Regions from separate parts of the Homo sapiens genome. Here region 1 is linked to region 2. A link is a contact called in ENCODE Hi-C data. All regions are on one chromosome and are shown on one strand. Each heading gives the region's core, a stretch centred on a gene start or an enhancer-like site at or near the end of the contact. The rest is flanking DNA. Distances are from core to core; before and after follow the strand shown.

Region 1 (2,700 bases), core at 152-2,651, 5.0 Mb before region 2:
ACACTAGTTCTCCTGCTCGTCACAATAACTATATGAGGTAATGATGACAACAATAATAGTTAACTCTTAACAGTGCTTATCTGTGCGGGGCACTGGGCTACCTGCTTAATTTGTATTAACTCATTACAATAAGCTTGTGGGGTAAGGGATATGTTTTCCCCATTTTACAGATGAGTAAAGACACAGAGCAGGAAGTGATTTGCTCAAGCTTGGAACCCAGGCAGTGTGGCTCTAATTCCCAGTCTATTAACTACAGGGCAATATTTTGTTTCTTAAATTTATATCTTCATATCACAACTTTTAGGTTGAGGAGTCTTATCCCCATCCAGATCATCTGACTCCCAAATCCAGAGGTTTGCACCTGCACCCCAGCGGCCTCGCGAAATAAATGAGAATGTCTTGGAATTTTTGCCAATACTTTCTCTTCCAAAGAACTCAAACTGATTTCCACGTAATTCTCACTGATTTGTGAAATGAACCTTCCTGGACTGTAAATTTCCCCGCAAAGAGAGGGCCAGGGCCCCGGGTCGTTTTATACTGGCCGGGGCACCCAGCAGATGGCGCTATGTTAGTGGCCACCAGCTGGCTGCCCCGTCCCCCGAGCTCACCGCCTCCGCCGAAAGCTTCCCGGCCCTCCCTCGCTCACTTCTCTCTCCCCCTCCCAACCGAGCCCGGGCCCACGTGACCTCAAGGCGGCCAATGGGTGAGCAGAGAGGGCGAGCTGGTCCCTGTGGCCGCCATTAAAGCGAAGGGAAAACCCGTGAATTCGGATTAAAGGGGGAAAAACACCGCCCGCTGGGCCCACAAAATGGGGGAGACTACGGCGTCCAGCCGGTGAGGCCACAGGAGGGCAAACTTTAGGCCGGCTTGGCCCAGGAACGACACGAAGACAGAGCCAGAGAATGGTCTGAGCCCGCAGACGCCGCCACCACCTCCGCCGCTGAGGAGACTCTGGGCTTAAGGACATCGCCGCTGCCGCGCCGGGGGCCTGGGCTTCTCTCCCGGTTCTCGCCCTTCCCGCTCCTGTGCGGGCGCCTCTCCGCCCGGGAGAACCGTCCTGGGCTTGGGCTCTGCCGTCTCGGACTTGATTTTGATTATTTATTGTGTAATTTATTATTTTTCTTGTGGTAGGGGCACACATCCCCTCCGTCCCCCAGAGAGGGACGAGCGTCTGCGGGATCCGCAGTCCGGCCCGCCAGGCGAGCGCGGCGCGGCCCTCCCGCCTCCGGCCCTCGGCCCCGGGCGGCTGGGTGCCGGCCGGGCGGCGGGGGCTGCTCGCGGCGGCGGCGGCGGCGGCGGCGGCGGGGGGGTGGGTGGGGAGGGCGGGCGCCCGGCGGCCTCCTCTTCCACCGCCCCCCCAACCACTACCCCCCCCCCGGCCCTCCCCGGTGTCTGTGTTTCTCTCTCTGGTCGGAGGCGGCGGTAATGGCGGATGGTGGGTTGTGGCGCCGGCGGCGGCTGCTGTGAGGGACGATGAGTGCCTCCTTCGTGCCGAACGGGGCCAGCCTGGAAGATTGTCACTGTAACCTCTTCTGCCTGGTGAGTGCCGGGGCCGGCGGGCGCCGAGGGAGGGGGGCCGCGAGGTGCGCCCTTGGGCCGTGGGGGAGGGGGCCGGGTCTGGTCCAGATGCCCGAGTTCCCGGGCGAGGCCCAGCCGGAGCCGGCGCCCTGCGAAGCTCCGCGGCCAGCCCCGGGAGGCGGCGTTCGCTCTCCTACGGTCCCGGGCTCTGTTTAGGGGAGTGTTGGCATTTTTTCTCGTCTTGTTTCGGACTCTCCTTCTCACCGTAGTCTCGTCCTCAACTTGAGCTCCTTATCTGGCAGGACAGTAACCTTTCCCTCTTGTCTTGCTTAACTGTTGCTTTTCTCCTTATTGGCCCTGTATCCCTGCTTCACACTTTACATTATTGCCCCTGCTCCCCACCGCCTTTATGTCTTACCCTTTTAATTTGGTTTCCCCATGTAAACAGGACCCCAGAACTTAAGCCCTAGAAACCTGTCTTGGTTTTACATTTTTTTTGTATGAGTCAAACTAACGCCAGGTTAGTTTCTTTCTTGGGTGACTTAAGATCTCTCTGTAAAAGCCAGTAGGTGCCATTTCATATGTTTTCTTTTTAAACTTTGAAAACAGTTTGCCATTTTTGACAATTTCTAGCCATCTTGCTTTTATTAGAACATGATGTTTTTGTGAGAGTGAAGGGGGCTAGTGGACGAGGTGCTGTGGTTTTGCACTGTTTCTATATTTATTGTGTTTTGGTTGCTTTTTCAGAATGTTTTGAGCAGGCTGCTCCCTTGTTTGATTGAAATGGAAAGTCGAGAGAAGCGGGATGTAGGGATGATCATTGTGTAGGTTAGCCCAGGTCTGGTAACATCCAACAGTTAAGGCTTTCAGAAGTACCAACTGTTGCAAATAACTTGTCCTGTATGGGACAGTAGCTGAGCTTCATCAATGACTTTAAGTTTGGGTGACTTTACTTTTTCATTTTCTCCTTTGTGCTATGAGAAATATTAAGAGTATATGATAGGTAAGTGAGTTAAGTGGGAGGAGCACAACTAGTTGGCAAGTGTAAACTGCCAGTCATGTATCAGCAGTTTCATTTTTGGCACCTTATGCTTTGCTCCTTTAAGTTAGATTAAATTACTGAATTCCTCTTGTCGAATTTCTTAACGCCCATGCTAAATTGAGATCTTTAATACTCTATCC
Region 2 (2,700 bases), core at 201-2,700:
CACCCAGGACATCCCCCAGGAGAGGAAGATCCCGAAACGCCCAGGGCTCCCATGCCGTTCCGAGTCGCCACAGCACCGCCTACCACGATCAGCACCTTTCTTCTCCTATCCCTCCCTGGAAGGGAAACAGGAAGACCTTCAGCTAGGGCACAAAAGAGTTGAACGCCAGAAAGCCCGCGTTCGAGGCATCCAGCCACTGCCTCTCCTAGCACATCGTAACCCCAAAACTGGCGCGGTCCCTCCAGATCGCAGACCCCGGGCCCTGGGCCGCAGGCGGGGCCGGACACGTGACCGTCGGGGCCCCCGGGCGTGAGGTCGGCAGACACCCCAGGCTGGACGGCCTCCACCCCTCCGGACACGCCTGCAGGGGCTACGAATGCAAATTCCCCCCGAGACGCCCCTGAGCCTCCGACCTCCAGACCCCAATTCGGTTCGAACGGTCCCTCAGCCCGAAACACGGTTGGATCACAACCGGCCGATGTCCCGGCCCATCTTCCCAGTTCCCCTGGCTCGCCGCACGGAACTCCCAGGGGCTGCGCCGGCGGGCGAGCCGAGGGTGAGAAGTTGGGCGAGGCTCCAGAAGTGAAGGGGCAGCTCCGGCTCAGACTGTGTACACACGACCTTTGAAAAGTAAACGCCCGCGGGGCTGGGCGACCTTGGGTGGGACGCGCTCGGGTCAGCCTCGCAGGCGGGTGTGCACGCTCCGGTTAAGTTGAGGTGCAGAGAGGCGACCCGGGCGTCGCGCCCTCGCCCCCCGCCCCCGAGGACAGTGACGCGCGTGGGGAGGACGGCGCGGCCGCAGAGCGCCGCCCAGAGCCGCGCACACGCGATCTGTCAGGAGCCCGCGGGCAGACAACCGGCGGGGAAGGACGAGAGGGGGCGCAGACGAGGGAGGGAAAGATGGGCCTGCCTGACAGCGCGCGGCGGCCGAGAGCCCCCAGGACACCTCTGCGTCCGGAGCGTCCCGCCCCCGGGGTACCTGGAGGGCGCGTCGCACCCTGCACCTGCACCTCAGGCTCCCCATCGCCCCGACCCCGCCGCCTTCGGGTCTCCGGCAGGGGGTCCCCGGCGCAGCTGCCCCCGACCTACCAGCTCCTCGGCTACCATCGGGGTGCGGGATGCGGAGTCCGCGCGCCGCCGCCGGCCCCCGGCTGTGCCCCGCGGCCCGGCCCGCAGCGCCGCGCTTCCGCAGCTCCCCCACGTGCTAGCCCAGGCGGGTGGAACACAGAGACATTAAATACTGAAGACGCGCGGCGACGTGCCCGCAGCGCGACGCAGGCCCCGCCCCTCGCCCTTGTGCCCGCGCGCTCCCGAGCCCGCCCCGCTCACCTGCGCGTGCGCGCCGCCGGCCGCTCCCGGCAGTGCCTCCGCCGCGCCTCTCCCAGCTGCGCCAGAGGGGGCGCGGTCTACAGCGCTGGGCTAACATCCCGCCGCCGCCCGGAGCCGGGTCTTGCTCGCGCTCTCGCGAGAGAGCCGTCATCTCTCCGGTGCCCGGGAGAGGGGCCGGGCGGGACGGTACAGCAACCGGAGGAACCTTGATTCCCTGCCCCGCAAGCCCAGCACCGGTTTTGCCGCCTTGTCTCGAAGGGTCAACCAGGCCATCTCCTGCCTCGGGACGGAGAGCGCCCTGGAAAAGGCGGAGGGGCCGGTGAGGAGCAGGGCTTCCCTCGCTTCGGGGCTTTGAGCTTCCCTGTGACCGTCATTTCCTTGTAGCGTATAATTGGGTTGGCCATTAATAATTGCTCGATAACTGCATAATGGTGAAACCTGGTACCACTCAAATGCAACTTTCTTGCTCGTTTTCACAAGTCGATGTTATCGAAATGAAGCACTTTTCTCTGAATTGGTGTGGGTTTTGGAATGATTTTTGCAGAGATAGTCACGGTGAGTCACTATCTCTGCCAGGACCTTGGGAAAATAAATTCCTCCAAAATAAATGGAGAGGGTAGGGTTTTGGCTGTCCAGCCCTGCTGTCATCCTTAAAACAAAGTGACTTTAAATGAACATTTGTTTGGCCAAAATATAGAAAATAGATCATGCTAAGAACTAACAATTACTTGGGAAAATGCTTAATCTTCACTAGTGATCAAATGCAAGTTTAAATGACAGATGCCATTTACTATACCTAATGAGATTTAAGTCAAATTCATATATATATGAATCCCAATTGCATGGTGTGGTAGATGTCAGGAAGGAAACAAATAGGAAACTGACATAGGAAAGAAAGAAAAAGAGCCCTATTTTTTATTTTTTTTTTTTTGTGAGACGGAGTCTTGCTCTGTCGCCCAGGCTGGAGTGCAGTGGCACGATCTCGGCTCACTGCAAGCTCCGCCTCCCAGGTTCACGCCATTCTCCTGCCTCAGCCTCCCGAGTAGCTGGGACTACAGGCGCCTGCCACCACGCCCGGCTAATTTTTTGTATTTTTAGTAGAGATGGGGTTTCACCGTGTTAGCTAGGATGGTTTCGATCTCCTGACGTCGTGATCCGCCCGCCTTGGCCTCCCAAAGTGCTGGGATTACAGGCGTGAGCCACCGCGCCCGGCCAAAAAGAGCCCAAATGTTTTAGGTCCTGTGGTCAGAAAAGGCCTAAAATGAAATTTAAACTGAGACCCATTGGATGAGAAGGAACCAGCCTTGCAAATTGTATACGGGCATAAGGGTTGGAGGAGTATTCCTAGCAGATGCACAACACAGGAAAAAG

Evidence for each region. Hi-C counts contacts between places; a loop is a spot of excess contacts on that map. Pooled maps may share reads with other maps.
Region 1: a map of CD8-positive, alpha-beta T cell shows a loop between it and region 2 (6-fold over the local background). The contact joins the promoter of MED13 here to the promoter of AKAP1-DT in region 2. A Hi-C loop is called at or near these places in 2 of 168 maps with a recorded cell type or tissue (CD8-positive, alpha-beta T cell and naive thymus-derived CD4-positive, alpha-beta T cell) and 5 of 50 pooled maps.

Annotation. Positions count from the first base shown.
Region 1 is chr17:62,063,979-62,066,678 of GRCh38, reverse strand. It overlaps MED13 (mediator complex subunit 13), which reads left to right and starts at 1,401. Exons shown (of 30, transcript NM_005121.3): 1 at 1,401-1,539. The coding sequence starts at 1,474. RefSeq lists silencers at 611-690, 1,481-1,760 and enhancers at 741-1,000, 1,911-2,010.
Region 2 is chr17:57,083,788-57,086,487 of GRCh38, reverse strand. It overlaps AKAP1-DT (AKAP1 divergent transcript), which reads left to right and starts at 1,450. Exons shown (of 3, transcript NR_186437.1): 1 at 1,450-1,648. AKAP1 (A-kinase anchoring protein 1) reads right to left here and starts at 1,242. Exons shown (of 11, transcript NM_003488.4): 1 at 1,090-1,242. RefSeq lists silencers at 196-285, 566-865, 906-1,485 and enhancers at 164-666, 1,706-1,785.